Regions from separate parts of the Mus musculus genome. Here all the other regions are linked to region 2. The links are chromatin loops, found by intact Hi-C in ENCODE. Cell type or tissue: left cerebral cortex. All regions are shown on one strand.

The links. Hi-C counts contacts between places; a loop is a spot of excess contacts. Peaks named below come from ENCODE experiments on the same cell type or tissue, not always from the same donor. Only the 100,000 strongest peaks of a DNase experiment are listed, where the experiment ranks them.
Region 1: it touches region 2 in a loop (4-fold over the local background); 4 of 42 quality-filtered maps call a loop at or near these places.
Region 3: it touches region 2 in a loop (2.2-fold over the local background); 3 of 42 quality-filtered maps call a loop at or near these places.

The regions. Positions count from the first base shown.
Region 1 is chr2:48,946,376-48,954,375 of GRCm38, reverse strand. It overlaps Orc4 (origin recognition complex, subunit 4), which reads left to right and starts at 5,109. Exons shown (of 14, transcript NM_011958.4): 1 at 5,109-5,259. Mbd5 (methyl-CpG binding domain protein 5) reads right to left here and starts at 4,868. Exons shown (of 17, transcript NM_029924.2): 1 at 4,827-4,868. In left cerebral cortex, no CTCF peak of the experiment used is centred here; DNase peaks (open chromatin) are centred at 3,916, 4,376 and 4,992; H3K4me3 peaks cover 3,961 bases; H3K27ac peaks cover 1,711 bases.
Region 2 is chr2:49,723,848-49,731,847 of GRCm38, reverse strand. It overlaps Kif5c (kinesin family member 5C), which reads right to left. Exons shown (of 26, transcript NM_008449.3): 13 at 3,889-3,957; 14 at 1,525-1,731. Among named protein-coding and RNA genes, the nearest start is that of Gm46738, 19 kb to the left of the region's middle. In left cerebral cortex, CTCF peaks have their summits at 829 and 4,475 (motif pointing right); DNase peaks (open chromatin) are centred at 4,496, 5,000 and 5,228; H3K27ac peaks cover 1,616 bases.
Region 3 is chr2:49,548,220-49,556,219 of GRCm38, reverse strand. It overlaps Epc2 (enhancer of polycomb homolog 2), which reads right to left. Exons shown (of 14, transcript NM_172663.4): 13 at 7,456-7,789; 14 at 4,611-6,294. The coding sequence ends at 6,222. Among named protein-coding and RNA genes, the nearest start is that of Kif5c, 67 kb to the left of the region's middle. In left cerebral cortex, no CTCF peak of the experiment used is centred here; a DNase peak (open chromatin) is centred at 3,875.

The DNA of each region.
Region 1 (8,000 bases), 780 kb after region 2:
TAATTCAGTGAACTTCAATAATATTGTTATGAATTGCTTAAAATATGGTACAAACACTCAAAATGAAAATGTATACCTTTAACACCTGCTATATGAGGTCTAAATATATACTGAGGGCAAACTAGTAAATTTGGAGAGAACTATCTTTTTTAATTTGAAAAAATTAATAAACATTTTAAATTATCTTCAAGTTAAAGAATTATAGTTAGAATAAAACCCAGCAGTGGTAGCCACATAGATAGCTTTATAGTCTAATAGTTGAATTGTGTGTCAATTGAAAACCCCTAAAGTACAGTATTAAATAGAAATTTTTTATATTTGTCTACTTTAATAAAATATAGTAATATAATCTCCTAAAATATGCATTGTTCTAACAGTACTCATATGGTCAATATTTTTTGGTTAAAAAAAATAAAGATTTGACCAATACATCTGTGGAATACAATTATGAAATCCGTTTACATGGAATTGCAGAGACTGTCCTTGTTTTCAAATGCCTAACATATGCCTGAGAGACGAAGATACTCTATAGATGTTTAATTAATAACTAAGAACAATCTACTTTTCACATACATTCAAAATCCCACAAAGTTTACAAAGATACAAAAGTTGGATATAGGCTCTCTGGCTGACTTCATGGGGTCCCACTGATGACTAGATGTAAATCTTCATATCCATAGAAAACTGGAAAGCTGATAATTCTCTGGGCATGAACCAAAAAAACACAAAGGGAAACATGTCACCTAAGCAACAACTGCTTTATAGAGCTGCCAAGAACAGCCTAATAACCCCAACTACTCAGAGCAACATCGACTTGGTGTACCTGAACAAGTGGACGTTTAAGCCAGATTTATGTCATGGCATAGTCAAAATAAGCCACTTCTGTCAAATTCTATCCTGATGAGGACTTGAAGGGAATGCATTTTTTATTCTTTGGACACTATACTTTTTAACAGCATTTAATTTGGTTGTTAATTAGGAAATGTGAGAGCCACAGCAAACATCAAGAAAAAAATTCTGAGGAAAACAAAAAACTTCCATGTATTAAAAATCATATCAATAAGGAGGGAAAAACATGAGAAGTTAATTTTATACTTCTTAGTTGAAAAAATCAAATAGATCTATTTTTAAAACTAATGTGGATTATGCCAACCACTTGGCCCTACTATGCACCATGTTTGCCATGAATGAAGTTGCATACAAATTCTCATCAGGTGAACTTTTGTCCTTAAGTGGTTCATTAAGTCAAACTTGCAAGTAAACATTTATAATTCTAATTGTTGTTGTAAATAGGGGTTCTCAAAACAAGAGGAAGAAATAGATTTGCTGAAATGATTACCTGGAGGTCTGAGGTAGGGGGTTAGCAGTTGAGAAAGTAGGACTGATTCAGAAAGGTGATAATCCACAAGCAGTGAAATCAGCACTACTTCATTGTAATGGGCAACAACGAATTTCTATAGCTTTACAAATGGGCAAATTATAGTTCTAAAGTCATATACCTTCACGTTCATAGAAAAGAACTAGCTTAGACAGGCATAGTAGCTGCTCACTTTTCCTCCCAGGACAGAGGAAGCAGAGGGTAGGTGGATCTCTGTGAGTTAAAAACAACTCTGGTCTAGATCATAGAGTTCCAGATCATAGACTCAGTCTTGAGAAAAGCCTATGTAGACTACTTTCAATAACTACATACGGAAATAGGCATGAAAATTTCATTTCTGGCATAAATAAATGAATAAAATAACAACAGCAACAAGAAACAAACAAAAAACCAATCATAGAATCCTTCAATTCTTCAGTACTTCTAAATATCACAGCACATAAAGGGTTAGGTAATATGACCTCAAAGGTATTATCTACGTGAAAGATTATCCTCCTAAAATATCAACAGTATTTAACACTCGGAATATAAGTTATACTAAAACTAGAATAAAAGGTTTTTAAGTCATGCCATTATCCTATTTACAGAAAATGCAGAGTCTTCTAATCAAAGTAGGACGGTTATGTAGGAAACAGGTGAATAGGAGCGGTTCCAAAGGAACTAATACAAGATATGGTAGCACTGTAACCCCACTGCTCACAAGGTTGAGGCAGGGTGGCATGAGCTCATGGACAGTCTCAGCTAAGTATCTGAGACCCTGTCTCAACAAAAAGGAAATACAAAGTAAGCACAGGCATTAAATTCCAGATTGAAAATTTTTACTTAGGTGCCTACTAGGCCAACACTCTCCCAACTGTCTATACAAGCTGCATACTTATAATTTTATCCGTTACATTACGGTTACTAGTTTTTAAGAAGACAGGAAATCTGAGGTGGACCAGTAATAGTATTACTATGGGAGAAACAACTTGGGATTAGCACTGATTTCTGCTTAAGTGAAGCAATCACATTTCAGAGAAAGGTGAAAAAAAGTGTTCAAATTCATAACAGAAATCAAAGAATTAGGACCATATTGATTACTGCTATAATTCCCCACTCTCTGTGTAAATGTCTACTTTTATATATGGTTGGTAATTAAAATTTTACTAGACAAGTTCTACATATGAAGTACTTTTAGGTTACTAAAATATGCATATATCATGTTTTGGCTTTACAATCAAGCAAAAAATATGAAACAAAAAAAAAGGATCATCACAGTGTACTACTACGTCAAAGATCACATGCCAAATGTCTTTATAGATTTATTTCTTCAATCCTTTTTGCTGATTGAATGACTGTTTTTCTATTGCTGACATAAATTATGGAATAAAAAAAACCAATGCGGTTTTTATAAAGTGAAAGAGAAGCATACAGATAGAATATGAATGTGTGTATCCATTTTCAAAGAAGGCTAAAGAAATGGATAAATGAAACAAAATATTACCTCCTAATGTAAGCTGTAACCATGAGGCCTACAACAGAAATATATTTTTAGTACTGCTGGAATAAAATTTGGCTCTATTTTGAAATATAGGTATAATATATAAATATAAAGAAAATATAGCACTATAAAATGAAAGCCATAAGAATATATCATATAGGAATACAGAATAGTTATTTTTAATCAAGACTGCTACTCTATAAATCTAAATCTAGATTTACCTTTCGATTGTTGCCAACTATAACAAACTACAACTTCATGATTTTTTAACTCATTAAAGTTTATTTTGGAAATTAATTTTGTTACATATGTGAACAATTTGTTCACAACAAAAATTGAGATGAAAACCTCTTCTCGGTTTACAACAGTAAATAAATAATTCAGTTAAAACTGAAGTGATACCAATCCAGCAAAATATTGATGGGGATATCTGGCCTTCTATGCAGCAAGAACAACATAAAGTTTTCAATGGGGATTACTTGTTCAGACAAGTTACAACGATTAGAGGGGGAAAAGTTAGTTATGAAATATCTAATATTTCCATGTTGTGGAAAATGAATACCAGAAAGGTATGTGGGAAAAGAGAATACCAATGGCATTTAAACTTTAAGCATTTTAAGCTTTAAATATATAGTCAAACATGAAGCAAATATTTTTTACAAAAAAAAAAAAAGAGAGAGAGAGAGAGACAAGTGTAAAATCCAACCAAAGGCCTTATGAAGTAAAATTTGAAATTCGCTATGCCATTCAGACAAAATGAAAAATGGAGAAGCTAAACACCTAACGTAAAACCAGTCAAGTCTTTCAACACTAAAGTCAATATCCAAGCCACAGACAAGCAAAGAGAGAGAAACACTCAGGTCTACAACTGGTTAAAGCAGTTCCAACACAATTCAGATCCCGACATTTTCCCACTCAGAAACAAATGCAGGCAGCTTTTCCTGAGGAAAGAGGAAAAAAAAATCTCTCCAAACGTAATTTTTTAAGTGACATCCAGAAAGTATGCCTCTTTTCTGTCTCTTTCCCTGGCGCCTCATTGGAGGAAGGAGGGGGTTGTTTTTGTATTCTCCCCCAGTGAAGCAAGACACAATCAGATGTTAGCTGGAGAAAGCACTTTTGACAACAGCAAATAAAAATAAAAGTGTCCTTCCTTCCCTGACAGGGTGGACACCCCACCTCACACACCCCTCCTCACTCCCGCCCCTCCTTCACTCCCCCCCCCCCCAGCACCACCCCCTCCTCACCCCGGAGCTCCACTGCGTATGAGGTTTGGTGCTACTGCTGCCCCGGAGTGAAAGTCAGAGCCAGAGGAAGGCAATGGAGCCCCCACAGACACACTTACCTTTCCTGCCCCCCACTTTTGAGTGCCTTCCCTGGAGCTGTGGAGGATGACACAAAGGGTAATAAAGGGGGGGAGTGGAGGAGGAGGAGGCGAAGGAGGAGGAGGAGAGCTGGGGAAGTGGCTGCTCCCGGTGTAGGGAGATGTCTTCAGCCAGGGCCAAGCAGCAGCAACAGCAACAGCAGCAGCAGCAGCAGCAGTAGCAGCAGCAGCAGCCAAGGGTCTGTGTTGCTAAGAGGCTTTTGGTCTCTTTCTCTCCTTCTCTCCCGGCCACAGAGAAGGAGGGTGGAGGGGGCTCTGGAAGCAGGCGTGTGGAGGGCTGAGCGGGTAGGAGTCGTGGATGGGGGTTTTTCTAAGAAGAAGAAACTCCTCTCCTCTCTCAGGCTCAATTCCCCCACTCGGGGCTCAGAGCTGGAGGGTGGGGGAGGAACTCGGCCGCCTTCCCCCCACCCCCCTCAATTCAAGGTTGAAGTGGGGTAAAATTAGTGTCCTGTCCCTTTAAAAATAGAAATAAAAGGTGCCCCCCCTCTGCCACTGCCTCTCTCTTCATCATCAGCTGCTGCTGCTGCTGGGGTCTCTCTGCTTGGGGGGGAGGGGGGGCTCGGGGAGACGAGACGGGAGGCACTCACTGCGCATGTCCCGTTCTGACGGGAGGCTGGTTGGTGGAAGGCAAGGAGGAGGGGGAGGGGAGGAAATGAGATGGTTTTCCCAGAAGGCTCCAAGGCGCTGGCGACCCGGAAGCCATTGTAAGCAGGGGGTAGCCGGGCGGGGGCGGGAAGAGGGAGGAAGTTGCTACTCTAGAGCAGCCCCAGCTGCCTCCTCCCTCCTCTGGGAGAGCGGAGGGACGGAAGTAGGCGGGGACCGACCTGAAAGCAGGTCACGTGGTGGGGCGGAGCGGGGGCGGGGCCGCCAAAGCCGGCCGGTCGCCGTGCATGCTGGGAGTTGCTGTGCGCGGTGGGCTGCAGTAGGAGCAGCGGGACTGAGAAGGTGGTGAACATCCTTCGGTCCTCACCGTCGGCGGCGGCCGGCTTTGCCCGATTTAGGCAGGCTTGACTGGGAGAGGTAAGGCCGGTCTCGTAGGCAAGGTGAGGGCCGCAGTGGCTACGGGCGGGTGGACAATCTGAGGGGAGTGGGAGGCTCGTGCAGGCCGGGTAGGCCTAAAGCAGGAGGCCTGCCCCTGGCTCTCGGCTTCCGGGAGCTGCTGTGGACGAAGCGGGCACAGAGCTCAGCAGAGACGGGCTACAGAAGGCTTTTGGGTGAGGAACATGATTGGGCAGTGTTGAGAGGTCAGGTTCTCTGCAGAGAGAGAAGCACTACCTGCTTTAGAGCGTGCGACATATTTGGAAAAACCTAACCAGATGTGTGCCTTTTGATCAGCTTCTGCGGTAGCCTTGCTCATACACATCCTGCCTTCCTGACTTTTCTGTTTTCTTTGGGATTTTGGAGAAGCTGTAGGCATGTAGGCAAGGAACGGGCAGGAAAGGTCTGAGTGAGGGCTCCCTGCATGCTCTCTGCCTTAATGCTGCAAACACAAAAGACTGCCCGTTTGAGGATGCTTGGGATTGTTTGGTCTTTCATACAGAGTTTTGTCACTAAAAAAGAAAAGCCTTGAAATATTCTTTTCTTGTGGAGCTAAAGAGAAAGCTTTTTGTCTGGGTGTTTCTTTTTTTTATAGTGAAATAACGGCTTCTTTTTCATTTTAACTTTCTTCGTTAGTCTTTTAGCTGGTTTTTGTCAAGATACATCGGAGGACTATTACCTCGTCTTTAATAATCCAAGTTACATTAAAAAAAATTCAAAATCGGAGATCTTCGCACTTACTCTTACTTAGTCTTAACTATTTTAGTTCTGCTCAGTAGGATTCAGTCTGTTAAAAGTTACACATTTTCCCGAATTGTTCTTGGTGCAAGTCTATACAGTACGCTATTTAATGTATCCATTGCACGGTGCTTTTTTTTTTTTTTCCTTCGTCCTAGGGAGGTAATTATGTCAGATGGGTTCAAAACAAAACTCCAGTGCCCTAAAATTTTTATTAGAAAACCAAGTCTCAATCTTCTTATAGAAAACTATTATGACCTAGGTAAAACTTTTAAATCCTGTTTTGTGTAATGGCCTAAGTGTGTGGGAAACTGCACAAAACACAGATGTAGAGAACGACTGTAGCATACATAACCTGTAACCACTATGAATCAAGAACCAAAACATGGGTAGCAGCTGGCAGGAACAGGCCCACTAATTGCTTCCAGGCCTCTCTTCCTCTGGTGCCACCTTACTATTATCTTGATTCTTGTGATTCACTGCTTTTCTTTTAGTAAAAATGTATGTCAGCGCTTCTAAACAAATTCTCAATTGGCCTCTTTTTATCTGCTTGTAGGTAGGTAGTTCACACACCCTATTAAGTCGGACCCTTTATTTACCTGGCTGAGATTTGACCCTGTTAATACATTTTGCTGTAATTTATATATTTTTTTGTTGTGGTGTAAGAGTTTCTAAGGTAAAGGCACTGTTTTTATAACTAAGCCACCATTAGTCTTAATGGACTTTGACTTGTATTCATTTCTTTACTACTAAATGATCTACATAGCTACATAATAATGATCTGAATACTACATAATTTTATGTGAATATAGCTATGTATTTTTATGAGTTGTATGTGGCTGTCTTCAGTTTCACCAAACATTTAGACTGGCATGCTGTCTCATCCCCCGGCCTCAGGTGTGAGCGAGCCTTACTTGTACCTTCTCACCAACAACTAGCTTTTAATTTTGTCAATCTAATGAGGGTAGTTTTATAATTTGCTCTGTGTTGAGTAAAGTTCTGTACTGGTGATATTGACTGTTTTCAGAAACTTGGCTGTTTGGATTTATTCATTCAGAAATTGTCTTTTAAATCATCCTTTTAAAGTCTTTTGTATAGTTTCTTTTTCTATTTTGCTGTTTTCCATAAGGATTTGTAGCATTGCGGCAGATAGATAATCTGTTCTTGTAATATTACATTCTTTTCTTTTTTTTTCTTTTTTTTTTTTTTTTATTGTTTTTTCAAGACAGGGTTTCTCTGTGTAGCCCTGGCTGTCCTGGAACTCACTTTGTAGACCAGGCTGGCCTCGAACTCAGAAATCCGCCTGCCTCTGCCTCCAAGTGCTGGGATTAAAGGCGTGCACCGCCGCTGCCACCACCACCCGGCCTAGTGTTACTTTTTTAATTTATATCTTGTTATTGTTTCTTGAACTTTCTATTTAGCTTTAACTCCAGGACATAGGGTTTCAACTTGGCCACCAGCCCCATGTGGCTTTTGAGCACTTGAAATGTATTGTTATAGGTAGTTTGACTTACAGTAGGAATTTTTTTTAGTGTTTTGTTGTTTCATTTTATATTTGAAAAGTGTGTAAAACACCTCAGCTTCTCATTATATTTGCTTGTTAAAATTTTAACTACTTTCACCTTTTTTGCTTTATTAAATATACTAGAAAATGTTAAATTAGGATTTACATTTATGTTGGACAGCAATATTAACAATAAATATTGACATAGATGTTTCTATATCTTGGCCACTTTCTTCTGATTAATGTCTTGCATTTCTAACTGTCTTTTTGGCATCCTTTTCCTTTTTCTTAGGATAGTCTGCAGAAGTTCCTTAATGCATTTAACCAGTTCTCTTGTTTCTTTGCTTCAAAGCTCTTGTTTTGCTTTCAGTTCTAAGGAATTATGGTTTCTTACAGCTTTGTGGATAGTTTTCAACACTTTGAAGATAACATTCTAATTGTTTTTTTAGCTTCTCTTATTAATTTGCAGAAATTTGCTCTA
Region 2 (8,000 bases):
ACACTAATGAGGATAGGTAACAACTTAGAACATCTTCTAGTCCTCAGGGAAGCCAAATTAAATACTATAATTCTTCAGAATTACTCAGGTTCCATAGCAGAGCTTCTTCATAGCAGCAAAAGCTCGATTTTCTCACCAAACTTCATCAAATTAACCTCTTTTCTATCCCCCCACCCCGATTGTTAGCAGGAGAAGCAATGCCTTCTTCAGGCGCAGCACTGGAATCGTAGCTCTTCTAGCATCTTGGTACCAACAGCCTGTGCTGCAGAAGGAAGTCCTCTCCTCCCCGGGCCTTGCAAGTTAATTCAAAGGCATTTTCAGTGAGTCGCTACCACTTACTAAAAATAGTATATTAAAGCAGTCTGATAATAGTTGTTCTGACACAAAACGAGAAGCGTACTATAGAAAATCTTGCCTTGCTTTCAGATGTACAACACAGAAGGGACACGCTGTAGGAACCCAGGGGGACACTGAGTAGAGGCAGAGTGGCAGTCCTCTCTCAGTGAGTCTGCAGGGACTTACAGTCCATCAGCACTGCCAACTATTTGTTTCACCTTATTTAATACCACAGACATAGCAGCCCTGTCCCATGGAAACCATTAGGAAGGCCTTTCTTCCCCGATGCAGTAGGATGTGGGGAGTAAATAGTACTTCCTGTCCGCTCCACTGCCAGCAGCCAGTGCTTTCCTCCCCACCCTGCTCTGAGTGCCCGGGACTGATGTTTCTATTAAGGTAGTATGGCACAGTCCAGGACACCAGGTCCTTCAGGCAGAGCCACCAAGGACACCAGGCTACAGCAACTCAATTTCTCTGTGAGCCATCTCCAGGCAGCAAAGGGCATGGCATCCGCCACATCACCAAATGCTCACCGGCCACAGCAGACTACCTGTCACTAGCCCACCAAGTAAAACCCACAACAGCTGTCTCTCAGGGAGGAACCAGAAATACAGCGATCCCTCGGCTGGAAGCCAGTGAACAGGGCCAGCTTACCTCTGTCCTTCCGACTAGGACAAGAGGGTGGGAAGTCGGGGAACACTGTCATTCAGCAGGATGTAAACTGTGGACTGCTGAACTCCTGGGCATCCCCTGCCTCTGCTCTTTAGTAACAACGCTTTCGGTGCTATTCAGTGACCACACACAGAGGTCCTTGCTAAGTGCTTTACGTAAAGTGTCACTAACACAGGTGCCATGAAGAAGCACATTATTGTCGTTTTTGAGAAATAAAGCAATGAATACTCAGGACGGTTTAAAAATCTCGCCTGAGGCCAAAAGAGCCATAAAGTCAAACTTCTCACTAAGCTTTTCCTGGATCTAGCATCTGCATTTAACCCTTTCCAGAAAGCATTCTTGCTGATGTCATCAGCTTCCTGGGTGTAAAGCAGCTGTGCTGGGTAGTCTGTGGTGAAGGGACTGGAGGAGAGGCCTCAGGGAGCACACCAAGTCTTACACAGATAAGCACTCAGCCAACTGCCTTCCCATTTGTTAACAGAGAAGCCCCGCCCCCTTTAACACCATTGCTCCAACCGTTTTCTGGGCCAGCTCATCAGTCAGTTGCTCGTTGGCCCTGGTCTTGTCCTCCACTTCTTGTGACTTCTGGTCGTAATTGACAGCCAGCTCCTCCAGGGCCTGGAGGACTTCTTTCACTTCGTCTTTAGCTGCCTCATTTTCGATCTGGAGGCGTGTCAGCTCCTCCTGGATCTTCTCATAGTCCCTTCTCGTGGAAGCCAGGAGCTGGGGCAAGGAGAAGGCCAGGTGAGTGCACTAATTATATGTCAACGACCTGCGCTCTCCCTGCACAAAGCAATTTTAAAACCAGATCCGGGAGAACAAGTTGGGAGCAGTCAGATTGTGGAGAACTCTCACCGTGTGTTACAGATGCTAAACACATTTTCAAGTGTTATTTCAAAAATCTTTTCTCTTTTTTACCTTTTAAGAATTTTATGCTCTAAGTCAGACTGAGACACACACACACACACACACACACACACACACACGTACACCAGGGCACTACAGCTGGTTGGCTTTTTCATGTTAAACAAAAGATGGGAGAACTGCTTTTAATGAGTGGCAGTACACTGGCAGAGCCGCTGGAAACAGTGCCACAATTTCATATTGTATTTAAGTTCATTTCAAAATCACCCAAACAGTACTTGAAATGAAGTTACTTTCCTTTACTGTTTATCAGAACTGTATAGAAGAATATACCCTAAAATCTATACACATGGTAAAATGAGGTCCTGGGTTTGTGGATGTTTCATGTAGCTGTTACCATTGTTATTGTCTGATTTCCTTAATGGACATTTATCAGTTTGCAAGGAAAAAATATTAAAGTCTGAATGGTAACAAAAGGAATTGATCCAAGGCAGCTGAACCACTCTTGGAGATGCAGAGTACATGTGGAAGCGGACAACAGGGAACATAAGTGGCCACAACCACAGCTAAGGTAGGAATCTATTAAACAGGGTTCACATGACTCCAAAGACACAGCCTGCCTCCCTGCAGAACCACACTCATTACACTGGAAAGATGATGGGAAGCAGAAAGGAAGGAAATGGTTACAGAGCTCCCTGGGTGTGGGGGCTGAGACTGGGACATCGATCTCTGCCACCTGCCGGCACTGTATAAGCCAACCAAAGGCACTTTAGCAACGAAGCATCTTAAAGCACAAAAGAGAAAAATACTTAGGTGATCTCAGCAAGAGAATGCTGTCTCTGGTAGATCGGCTGGCTGTGCTTGGCTTGGGTTCCTGTTTGTAAAATCCACTGCAGAACGGTGCAAAAAAGACATTTGTGGTAGAAATGAATGCCGGCGGGGGGCGGGGGGGTGCTGAAACCAGGTGGCCTCCTTTTTAGTGTACCAAATACAGAGTAGCAGCACTACGGCCCCAGCTGCCTTTCCTCTTTGATGGTCTACTTTTGATTTTGTTTGTGTATCCCCTGTAGGGCAGAACAGGAGGACACAGTCTATGCTAAAACACACACCAGCCTTTTGCAACTGCCAGGTTACGGAACCAGCCTAGGTGCCCATCAACAGACGACTAGGTAGAGAAAGTATGACAGACGTAGACGGGATGGATGGATGACAGGCAAATCAGCAAGTAGGTAAATATATGATGGGTAGGTAGATGACAGACAGACGATTAATAGATATATAAATACACACAATGAAGTTTTACTTAGTAGTAAAGAAATAGGAGATCATGTCATTTGTAGGAAAGGATCTAAGACATCATCATGATAAGCAAAATAAGCCAGACTCAGGAAGACAAATGCCACGTACTTTCTGTTCTACATGGACTCTTGAGGGCTTGGGAAAGGAAACAGAGAAGCAGGAGAGGCCGGTGAGATAGGAGAGGCTAACGGGGTGAATATGATTAATTATACTCAGATGCCAAAAACCATTCTGTCTATGAGGCAGTTCGTAGAGGTGAAGTAGCCTAAAATAACGGGATGCTGCTGCAGAGACTGAGCAAGCACCACCCTCCCCGGGACAGAGGTGTCTGCCCGCCCCCCAAAGACTAAGTGCGGCACAGAGCAACCCTGAGGCTCAGAGTACTACAGAGTCAGGAGCTTGCTGGCTACACATTGCCACAACCAACCTTTAGCAGACCCTGAGAGAAGGGCGACCAAGAAATCTCCATGCGCTTTAAGGTTTTAAAAAAAGGCTATTTGGGGTGGGTGGCGAGTGGGTGGGGGAGAATGTGGGGGACTTTTGGGATAGTATTGGAAATGTAAATGAAGTAAATACCCAATTAAAAAAAAGAAAAAAAAAAGAAAAAAAAGGCTATTTGCAAACTGTATTTCTAGGACTAATATTATCAACGAAAAGTGATTGAGAGAGAGAAAAAAAAAAACCCCTCTGTAAAAAAGAATTCATTGTGTCTGTTACCTCATCCTGATCCAACATCTGTTGCTTCAGCTTTTCAGCCAGCTGGCTCTGCTGGTTAATTTCATCATCCTGAAATGAAACATCATGTTTAATTTTTAGTTAGTTGTGTCGGTTTTGACATCCTGGTTCCCCTTCCAGAATCAGACACCAAGAGGCCAGTCCCGAGTTCACTCATTAGATGGGGAAAGTGCAGCAGGGGCCATTCCAGGAGCTTGGTAATCTGCCGTGTAGAGTTCTTTCTAGGAAAGGTAACATCTGCCTGGAGAACCCAAATCCTGCCCATCCAGAAACCAGGGGTCTCATACTTCGGGACTGAAAGGGACTACAGAGACATCCTTCCCCAAATAAAGATGTAAACTGGCAAGCCCATCTGTGACCAGGAATGTTGCCAAGTGACGGGAAGAAAGGGCTACTACACCATGCCCATTTACTTAGAGTAAAAAAACTCGAGCTTCCGTGGAGTTTTCTCCAATAGACGGCCCTCTTGACTGCAACCAATAGTCTTGCCAATTGAAAAGCAAAACAAGCAAAGTCCTGCAGCCGGCTGGGTGAGCACACAGGAAAACGACAGCTCTCTTCACTGCCACTAGGTGTTGCTATTGAGAAAGCAAGAGTGCTCTGCCTGCCTCTCTCCCCCACCAGCAAGCCACCTCCAGTGAAGGACAGGCAGGCAGCAGGCTTGAGGCGGAACCACTAGGGAAGAATGTGGCCTTTCCTGCTCTGTTTTCATGATTTCAAAGGAAATTTTAAGCACATTCTGTGAAAAAAAAAATGACAATGTGGCTCCAGGCTCACATCTCCTTTCATTATAAAAGTCCTATTGGAATGCCCGTCTCGGCTGGCACCCCCAAGCAGTCAAATAACAGCTCAGTGTATTACATTGTCTTTGTGACAGGTTTTTTCCTCAAACACAAGTTTTTTTCCTCAAACACAGGTTTGTGCCAGTGTTTTCCTCATTGAAGGACCCTTCTCCTGCACTTTGGATCCGCTTCAGAGGTGAGGTGAGGCAGGTGAATGGCGGAGCCTGGTCACAGAACCTGTTTGCCACAGACATCTGCACCATGTATGGTGGAGTCTACGCCATCACCGGCACGGGATTAAGCGGATGGTGTAGCTGGTACCCTCCAGAGCACCAGCACTCTCACGTGTGCAGGGAAGGCTCTGCACACCCTCGTCCTGTGTCTCTGGTCTTTCCTATATACTCGATCTCACTAGTATGCTCAGGAAGCTCGTGTGCACTGAACTTTATACACCGATGTTTCTTCCATGGTGAATAGAATATTGATTATTTCCCTCCTTGCCAAATCCTTCTGGCAAAAAGAATCAGAGAAATTACAGCATAGCAAAACTGCCAAGAACTGGCGCTTGCACAGCTAACTCACTGTTTTCTAGGCCATGCTTTCCTTCAGCTTCATACATTTAGCATGTCAGTTACAAGGACCAATTTTATATTTCTGCTCCTCAGCACAAGAAGAGTAAAGAGCTTAAAATAAAAGACCCAAAAAGTTCAACCTCATCACTTCCCCGAGGCAACGAAGCAAAACAACCCAAAATCCACAACTGCCCCCAAGGGACGGACAAAAATAAGAAGGGACAGGGTGATGTGGCTTGAGCTTGCACACGGCACTCTTGGCAAAGCCTGAAGATGTAGCCTTCCTCCCCGACAGGTGACAAGCTAAGATGTGATGGGAAACCATCCAGAGAGTTAAAACAGAGCTCTCCGAGAAGGCAAATCAGTGCTTAGAGACAAGCCTTCGAGTAGGCTTGCCCCTTATGAGGGCAACCTTCTAAGGAATTAGTGTTGTCTATCTGATTTCACTGTAATTTCCTAGGCCTTTCTGAATAAGGTGTGCTTGCTGTACTTTCTGCACGTCGAGTGTATCTCTCAGGACATGTTTAAGCATGCTCACTCTGAGATAAAAGATTTCAAGGCACTTTTCAGAAATTAATTTCGTAGTTGGATTTTTCTTATACATGAAATGATACGGTCACCTCCGCTGTCAAAAAGTCACCAAATCTGGATATGTTTTTTGATAAACAGTCATTAGTACAGTATGTAGTCAACTTACAGTTCTTGAATTTACTGCCTTCCGTGAGCAACACAAAGCCACCGTGTATATTTTTACTCTAGAACCCAGCCTCCCACTGTACTGACAGCCTTTCACGGCCCCATATGAGGCGTCTTCTACATCAAGCAAAGAGAACCCACAGAGGAGACTGATGAGCAACCTGGTATTTACAGCATCCTGTTATCTACCTGGGACTTTTAGTCTCCATAACAATCTTTGAAGTGACATCTGTGAGCCCTCAGTTACAGATAAGAATAGCGTACAGGTAAGCACGGGCGTCGTCCCTGCGCCTCTTATCATTAAGCTGCAGGTCTACTACAAAGTGCGAGCTTCTCCATCAAGGATCAGGACCTTGCGTTTATCTCTTCTTAGACCCATGAGGAATAGCACAGAGGGATTTGGAGAAACTATGTAATCTTTCTCCCACTGTGTCCTAGAAAGACGTACTGAGCCTAACCAGTTCCTTGGTTAAAGGGCTAAGGCCAAAATGAAGTGAGTGTGGGGCTCAAGGTCAAGAGCTAGGAAAACACGCTCCTGCTCTGTCAACTACAGGCTGTGAAAACTTAAGAAAGACATGCTACCAGCCAGCGAATGCCCCACTCCATCCCAGAGACTTCAATAACCGAAGAAGACACTGTGTCCCAACTCATGCATTCTCAAAGAATCTAAACATCTAAATCATTGGAAGCATGGGGCCTTCCTCTAGAGTCTGAGAGGTCACGTGAGAATGACGGCCAATAAGACACAGTCAAGCGGCACAGTAGACCGAGAGCTTTGATGTCCTCCGGGGCATCACCTCTGTGCTCCACTCTCTCCCATATCTCTCAGCATCATAGAACCAATTCTGACCTGTCATCCAAGAATCAGTACATGTGGGAATCTGTAAAGTGAGGAAGAGATTGCGTGTGGCTTTTCCTCACTGTTGAAAACAATAGCAGTTCTTTGGAGAAATCAATACGTTTGCAAAAACTATTAACTTACTATTGATCTACTTTTGCATTGAGGTGTTGAGTACAATTACCCAGGTTTAAAAAGGCAGGCGGGGGGGAGGGGGGCGGGGGGGGACTCAGCACGAAAGGCAAAGTACCCAGTTCTCATGGGTATCTTCTGAGATGTGTTTGTGGAATGGTAGGGTCACCCTGCTTTAATGTTTGGGTGACATATAACATGGAGAACCACAGACAAGCAAAGGAGAATCCTCAACCAGTCACATTCAGCTTGCAAAGGTGATAGCAGACTCTGGGCTGTAACCCAAAGACAGAGCCCTGTAAGATTAATGGTGGCATTCCCAGAACAAAACTATTACATCCGGGCCAGAGGTGTCCCCATAGCACCTGAGCCAAACCACCCCAAGAAAGATTAAACCAGACTGAAAATATCAGCAACCTTGATGAAATGAACTGAAAGCGCTTAGGATATCCCAAGGGCAATATGCCAGCATCACAGGGCGCACTGATTTAAGTTTCTGGGCCTCCGGGGTTCCTAAGTGGACTTTACTGGGGATGAGTGAGACCTGCTGTTCAAGGAATCTTTTCTCTAGTCACATGACTATTTGAGTTTGTCCTAGGAGAAAGCAACCCCAGTTAACATGGTCAAACTGCATCACCCATTAGTCTGCCTCCGGGAAGAGCTTCACAAGGAGAGAGGGGTCAGTCATTAAAGTGATTAGGTCCGAGCTCAGGGCCATGCAGCTATGTGATCAGCCTCACACTTGAGCCAAAGGAGTCGCCTGAACCTAGTGGGGCTGCTACTGTTGACTTCTCTGAGAAGAGAGGGGAAAGGCACGGAGAAGGAAGGAGGAGACAAACACACCCACATACTCTCACACTGCCGTCCTCTTCTGCAATAATCTACCCAGATTTCTGGAAGTGAGGTCTTGTCTATCTAGACCAACTCTCCCCTCCCCCAGCTCTTTTTGATTATAACTTTCTGTAGTAATCAAGCTAGAAAACAGATATCAGGAAGATATACATCAATAATGGTCTGCAGCCTACCTCAGCTCCAGGGGGTTGACTGCAAGTGCCACCTTCAGTCTTTGTACCA
Region 3 (8,000 bases), 180 kb after region 2:
AGGGGATCAAGATAAATGCAAGAGGGAGAGAGATGAGGATAAAATACCAGCAAGGATGAGTGAAAAGTTGTAAGGAGTCAAATTATGACAAATTATTATTCATTCCCACAAAATTACATATAATAAATGTGCATATACATTACAAATGACAATGCTACCCCCAAGAGCGACAGACTGTATAACAAAAACCCCAACACCGGGCGTGGGAAGCATCCTTTTGAGTTTTTGGTCAGAGCTGAGAGACTCCCAAAACATTACAGGCTATTGTTGTTGTTGTCCTTGGTTGCCTCCCAGTAGAAGGTAAGTCCCTACTGCAGAAGACAGCTTGCATCTTGGATGCAAGACCAGAGGACCTGAGCTGGTTGTGAGATGAAAGCCTCTCCCTGATGACTGGCTTTCATAGTACTAGAAGGTTCCATGCAAGCTTCCAAGGGAGGAAAACACTCAATATTCCTGTCCAGCTATGGAACCAATGAACCGCAACAACAAAGGGAGAAGTGAGGTAATTATAATTTCAAAAAGTAATATTATTTAAAAATAAAGTCTACTGGAGAATGTATGTCAGCCAATGCAAATGCTGTGCCACTTTAGAATTGAATCCTAAATATCTATGGATTTTGATACCCATTTGGGTTCTAGAACACCTTTCTTTGAGATAACTGATACACTGAATAGATTCCATTCTCTTCTGGGCTTCAGACATCCACTGGAGGTCTTGGGATGTATCCCCATGGGTCTACCACAGTGACACACACACACACAGACACACACACACACACACACAGACACACACACACACACACACACAGACACACACACACACACACACGCAGAAGTGGTCTGGAGAGGCTGCAAACCTTGAACAGTAAATAGACGAACGGATAGAATGTGCTCAACCCACTGGCATGGAGCACATAATGTTCTGGAAGTTACTTGGAAGCCTGGCTTGCTTGAGATGGTCAAGGTATGAAGTCTGTCTAGGACTTATGTAGAAAATAAAGGATCGCATTTAAAATCTGCAGTGGACTGCTGAAAGAAAACCTGCCCCACACACTCTTACATGCTTAAAGGAGTAGGTAAAGAAAAGCAGCTGATACACACATATATACACATATACATATATATACACACACACACACACACGTATATATATGAAATCTGCATGACTTCTAGTGACTGGAAATATGCCTAGTCAGAGAAATGTTTGTATTTTAGGGAAGCTATTGAAGCTGGGAAAATCCTTTGTTGCACTTATTTGCCTGTGCTTCTAAGCAGTTGCTTGCATACTATCACAACTATAAAGCAGAAATGTTAACTTCCGCTGCAGTTATTATGTGGCAAGGAAGCTTGGGAACAACCAACCCATCGACTCACTCAACGACAGAAGCAAAGGCATGAAAGGATCTAAGCACAAAATAATATCCCGACTCAATTCTGGTGACCCCGGTCCAATCAGCCTGGAAGGCATGAGCACCTACCTTTATTTTCAGGAACTTTCTGCCACTTGGACTGGTATCGCTGTGGCCCAGCTTCAGCTTCCTAAGTAGCTGGGACTCATGGCCTGCTATGTAGTTCTCAAATCTCAGTTCTTGAGGCCCAGGAACAATGAATGGAACCATCCTCAGGCTTCCTCACATCTCCTCATCTGACTTCCCACAGCCCGAGGACTTCTATGCCCGTCTTCTGAGTGCTCCTCTCTCCCTCAGCTTCTGCATGGTTCTCCATCATGTCCGCCCTCTTCCTTCCTTGGCTCCTCCCCCACCTTGCCCAGTAGCCAGGTGCTCGGGTCCTGTTGCTCACTGTTCTTGAATCCAGCGTCTACAAAGGCTTCAAGGTTGCTGCTGTGTCTTTTTCAGCCCTGACCTGATAGCTGGCCCAGCAAAACAGCTGTTAGTACTTGAGTGGCTTAAATCGTTTTTTGTTTTGTTTTTATACAATCTGGCAAATAATTTCATCACCAGGCAGCAGACATGACCTTCAGTGATGGCTTCATAAACATGAATTTCATGGCCATCCTAAGATGAAATGTTACAACCCAAGGAGCTTGGAAACGGAGCTTTCTCCATTTGAAAAACTAGATTCGAATGAAGCCCAAGTACCAGGAGACTGCGACAATTACAGACCTGCATAGTGACATCAGTCAGCAGTGTTAACCTATGAGTATCCTCTGCTGAAACCCAAAGCCTTCATCTTGCCTATCTTATTTAACCTGACCTCACTTTGTTAATGACCAAAATCAACTTCCTTCAGTGAGACAAGTGCATTCAACACATTTTTTAAGAAGTTGTGTGCCCATGTGCCCTAGCAGGCTAGAATTAAGTATTCTATATATGAGTAGTTACAGAGTTTGAATATATATGTCACTGTTTGGGGGATATGATTTTCTATAACGGTTTGGATTTCTACACTGAAGGTAAAATATTTGATATGGCATCAGACTCTGTTTTGGGACAATCTAAAATTCTGTACCAAATAAGTGATTACTGAAGTACATGGCTGTAACTGAACTTATGGTAAAATATTATGACAGCTAAAAAGCCCTTCAGGCAGCCTGAGGCACAGGAAGGAGGCACACATCTAACTTGCTATTGATACTGTATAGTTAATGAAGCAATACATACTGACAAGGGCAGGGAAGAGAATGCTTCTGGAAAGCCTCGAGAAAGAGCTGCCTAAATAATACTAACTCAGGGATAAGACTAGAAAAGGATTAAAGCACCCATCTTATTACCACTTTGTATTCTCTTGGTATAGCCACTAACAACTTAGTTACAATTATTCTGTATGAGTTGATCTCAATGTTTGCTGCAATACACTCATAGTTGTCAGCCTCTGACATGACTTGAAAGAGCTCTAGACTAACCTGACTCTGACAAAGCTTACTTCCTTAGCAAACAACCAGTGGCACATGGGCCACCCACGAGCCTCTACCAAGTTTATCAGTGAGGCCTCTTTTACAGTTTCAGGAACTTTCTTATCTTACAGATGGGGAAACAAAGATCCAGAAAGGGCCAACTTGGCCAAGTCCTGCTCCTATTGGCGTATGCAGGTTGGGAGTTTTGGAGCACTCACTGGCTAGGTCTGGAGAAACAGAGCATGGTGAGAAACCAGGCTTTCAAATGCATGTAGCTTGGCGGTGGAAGAGTGCGGGTGAGGTGGAGGTTGTCTTCTGGGGCAAGCTTTGGACTGCTGCAGATGGGAGCAAGCACAGGGCAGCACAGCTCCAGGAGACTGCCACACTAAATGGGGAGGCAGTGCTCAGAACTGCAGTGACTACCTAGCTTGAATACCTGGCTCAGAAACTCAGATTGCTCCAACCCTTTTCTGACCTGTAAAATGAAACAGTGCTTTCTAAAACTGTTTACCAAAGGGGTTAAGGGACAATAAAACACATATTATGTTGAAAAGCACAGCATCATACTGAAATGCAGCTGAACATACTAAGTCAAAGTTTCTAAAACGTTGGCCTTTACTATTCTCAACGCCTTCCAGCCCAAGTCATATTAACAATAAAATACTAAACACACTTGCAAACACTGTACTCTATTTTTAAAAGAGCTACAATGCTATATGCATACATTTAAAAAATATACACTGCAAATAGTTTCTTTTTTTTTTTTCTTGGTCTTCTGCAAAAGAAACACACATTGTGTCTTCAAATATACTTAGAGCTGTATGGTAATACTGACTTTGACTAAAAAGGGGGTACTCCTTCCAGTAAGGCAGAAAAGTGCAGTTTGTCTGATATTTTGCCTACACCAATGAAAGGATGACCCAGCACACAAGTCATTTTGTATTTTAAACAAATGCACACATACAAGTAAAACCTCTCTTCCCACGCTTACTGCCTCCAAAGGAATGCATCTGCCCAGTGTTCTGAAAAGTTCCAAGACATAGCAGAGCTGGCAGCACACAGAGCAACCGCACAAGCCACCCTTTAACTTTCAGCCCTGGAGAAGTGCTGGAACTGTGCGCATGGGTAATTGAAATGCATCCTATGAAGCAGGTACAACCAGCGAAGGAAGGAAGGAAGGAAGGAAGGAAGGAAGGAAGGAAGGAAGGAAGGAAAGAAGGAAGGAAGGAAGGAAGGAAGGCTGAAATTGTCTATTTTACTTCAAAAGGAATAAATCAACTGGCCATTAATCAGTCTTTTGTAAGTTCTGGACTTGCTATCACTTCCAGAAACTGTACAAATACATAGTTCTCATTTCACTTATTTATAATGCACACACACACACACACACACACACACACACACATATATCACATAAGGCAAATTAACTTCATGCTTTACTTCAGCAAAATGGGGGGAGGGGAGAAGCTTTCTCTGAAATTAGCACTGAGTTGTTTCAAATTCTTAATAGCAAGATACATCCAACTGTAAGCAGAATGAACATAGTCACATACATATCAATCAAATTATTTCCTTTATATCATCAGCAGTGAACCCCAGAGGTAGTATGGCAAAAACGAGCATGGATCCTATCAGGTCACAACCGACAAAGTAATTAAATTTATTTTTCCCCTGTGGTTTTGACCATAAATTGCTTTACATTTAGGATCTGAATAAACCACTCTCAGCAGAAATCCTGGCCCATTAATTTAAGTGACAATAAGTTTACAACTTTCAGGACTGCAGATATAAAAAAGGTATAAAATTATGTTCAGTTTGAAATGGTTTTTAATTGTATTCATTAAAAATATTTACATTTCCCAGGACTTCCAAAACCCCCTTGCAATATAATTCTACACTATACTCTATATATTTATAAAATGAGGCTCATTTATGAGATTTCAATGACTGCTATACTGCAAATTACTTACATTCTGTAAAATATTTTAAGAACTTTCATAGCAAAGGTAGTTTATATTGGATTATCTGAAACCCAATGGAGCCCAGAGGCGAGCCTTCGACCTTCTCCTCCATGCCTGAAGGCCTGGGCGACAAGTGCTGTGCGGGCTGGCCTGTCCCTCCTGTCCTCCCTCACTTGCGCTGTGTGCACATGGTGAAATAAACACATATGCAGCATGGCCGTGTTTTGATATGTATTTTTTATTTCCCTGCAGTTTTCACTTATCAAGAACAAGTAACAGGGAAAGTTGTCTGAACTAGTGCATAAACAAACATTCTGAAACACCACTACACGTATCTAATTTACAAGAACCGTATAAAAAAGTCACTAAACACTACGCTATGAAGGTGTCCAACACTTACAGTCAGACGGTTTCCAACCCGTTACTTGCCTTGTAGCCACAGGAAAACTCTCCAAAATTGAAAAGACAATCTCGCCACAACCCTCCCCCCTCCCAAAACCTGGGATGGCTCGATATATAGACTTCCAATAATTATTGCAATGATATGATGCAATACATACCTGGTAAATATCTTTTATGTGGTGTGTTACAGTTTTAAAGCCAGTTAAAATATGCAGTCTTCAGATAAAATGTAATCCATGAAAAATTTTCATATCTGCACAGTTTAAATGTGCTAGATGCATAATTTCCTAGTCCACTTTTTCTGTGTAATTATTTTTTATAAACTGGTATTATAAATAGAAATATACATTCAAAATATATGGAAAAGTGAGTTACTACATTAAATTTGCATGTATCGATCCATCCCTTCCCCTGCACAGTAATAGAAAATACTATTTTGCCTTGAAGTCGTATTTGACAGTGAAATGCCACTAAAGTATTTACCAAAAAGTCCATCTAGTCAAATTGTGAAACAAAATGAACCAAGTGAAAACTTTACAGTTCCTTTAGAAAAAAATTACAAGAATTTCATTTCCTAGCTATGAATCTTTAACTTTTTAGACACAAAGTTGGATTTATTTTTTTTACAAGATACAAAATGTAAACATGGCAAAATAAATAGTTAAAACAAGTGATGCAGGATCCCATTTCATGCTCATGATCCCATTAAAGAATTATTTTTAAAATCCATTCAGTTGCAAATTCAAGTGCAAAAGCATGATGATGAATATCTACTATTCAAGTAACAGAAATAATATTGATGATACAAATAAACTATTTTACAAGGTAGTGATTTTCCCAATTTTACAAAATATACATCATATATCGACTTAACATCCGGTATACTGTACTCCATTTAGGTCCATTGTTCTGCTCTGTGATCCACAGAGTGCCACCCGCCTTTGTATTCCGCTGGAATAGGAATGACTGCAACCATCCACACAGGTCAGGCCACGCGCCTTCCGTTATGTCACCTCCATAGCTACTGTTGTCTCTGCTAGTCCATTTAAACCCAGTCTTTCTGGTTCATGGTTCTCTCTGTAAGAAGGTAAAGAGGACAATAAGCATTAGTACTCCTGAGAATACACTGACCATGTATAAATCCCATTTTTAAGTAACTATAACTAAACATAATTCTAGAAAACTCCCCATTTTTATCATTTCTCGGCAGGAATGAAGAGGTTTTCTTCAGTTCAGAAATTCCATTAATTTCTAATACTAACAATAGATTAGGGAATATAACACAATTAATTCAAGTTTCTTTTTATAGGCTTAAGATCATAAACTTTTTAACCCATGCAGATCAATTTTCTTCTGCTTTACTGTTTTCCTTGCAATAGTGCTATTGAAAGGAACATAAAAACTTGCCCTGCAAAACTTGAAAATTCATCAAATTTATACGCACACACACACACATATATATATATACACATACTACAAAAATGAAAATTATTTTTAAAAATATAAAGCTTAGAATAACAGTTTGGTTTCAACCTAAGCTCTGATCACAGCTTCAACCTATACTCTCAATCTATAAAAATGAGATAGGATGGAGGCTGGAGAGATGGCTCAGTCAGAGCACTGTTGCTCTTGCAGAGGACCCAGGTTTGATTGATTTCCAGCATCCAGATAATGGCTTGCATCTATCTGTAACTCCAGTCTCAGGGATCTGATGTATTCTGCTGGTATCCTTGGGTAGCAGGTATGTACACAACGCACACACACATGCATGCATGCTAAACACTCGGACACATAAAATAATAAATATAAAACATTTTTAGTAAGTTTAATAATTTTAATAAAATTTCCTCTGTGTATCTCTGGCTGTCCTGGAAATTGCTCTGTAGATCAGGCTGGCCTTGAACTCTGAGATCTTCTGCTTCCCTAGTGCTGGGATTAAAGGCATGTACCACTACCACCTAGCTTATTTAAATAAAAAAAATTTAAAACATGATGAGACTGACTGAAGTGTTTAAAATCAGTCAATTTGACTTTTTTATGCTTTCTTTTTTTACAACTCTGGTTGGCATTTAAGGATGCTACTAGGCAAAGAGCTTTTTTGTAGCAAGCAAATCCTCAAGCTTTTGAAAAATCAAGTCTGTCAAAAGATATAGTTGAGCAGCACAAAGTCAAAAGGGCTTCTCTTGATTCAGGACAGCTAGAGCACAGCTCAGGAACAGTACCCACTCGTGCACACACCTGGCTATGCTGCTGATGGCACTGCTGGGAGTAACCTTTGGCACTCTGTCCATGCTGGCAGCAACTGTGGCAAGTTTTAAGGCTGTTGGCGATGGTGCTGAAGTCCGTGTATTGATATGCACATTGACAGGAGAAACAACACTGACGTTATTGAGGTGCACTGCATTGGTCAGGCAGGAATTGTTCATGGGAAGTGTCTGAGGACTGCTTGTGCACAACGCTGGGATCAAGTGGTTTGTAGTAGTGTGGCCAACTGTCCTTACAAGCTGTACAGCTGAAATCCCTGGGCTGGATGATAAAGCCATATTGGTGGAATATAATGTTTTAGAGGGTCCTGCAGAAGAGGGAACAATCACTCAATTAGTGTGATGAGACAATAAAAAAAAGTTTAAAAAAATCAGGAACTCAGTAATAAAATAAATGTACTCATATTCTAATTAAATAAATATGAAGCTAACTTTCTATATCACAGTCATATAAGGAGATTTCCAAAGCATTTTGCTCCCTCTGTATGTGGCATTTGCTCCCTCTGTATGTGGCAACTC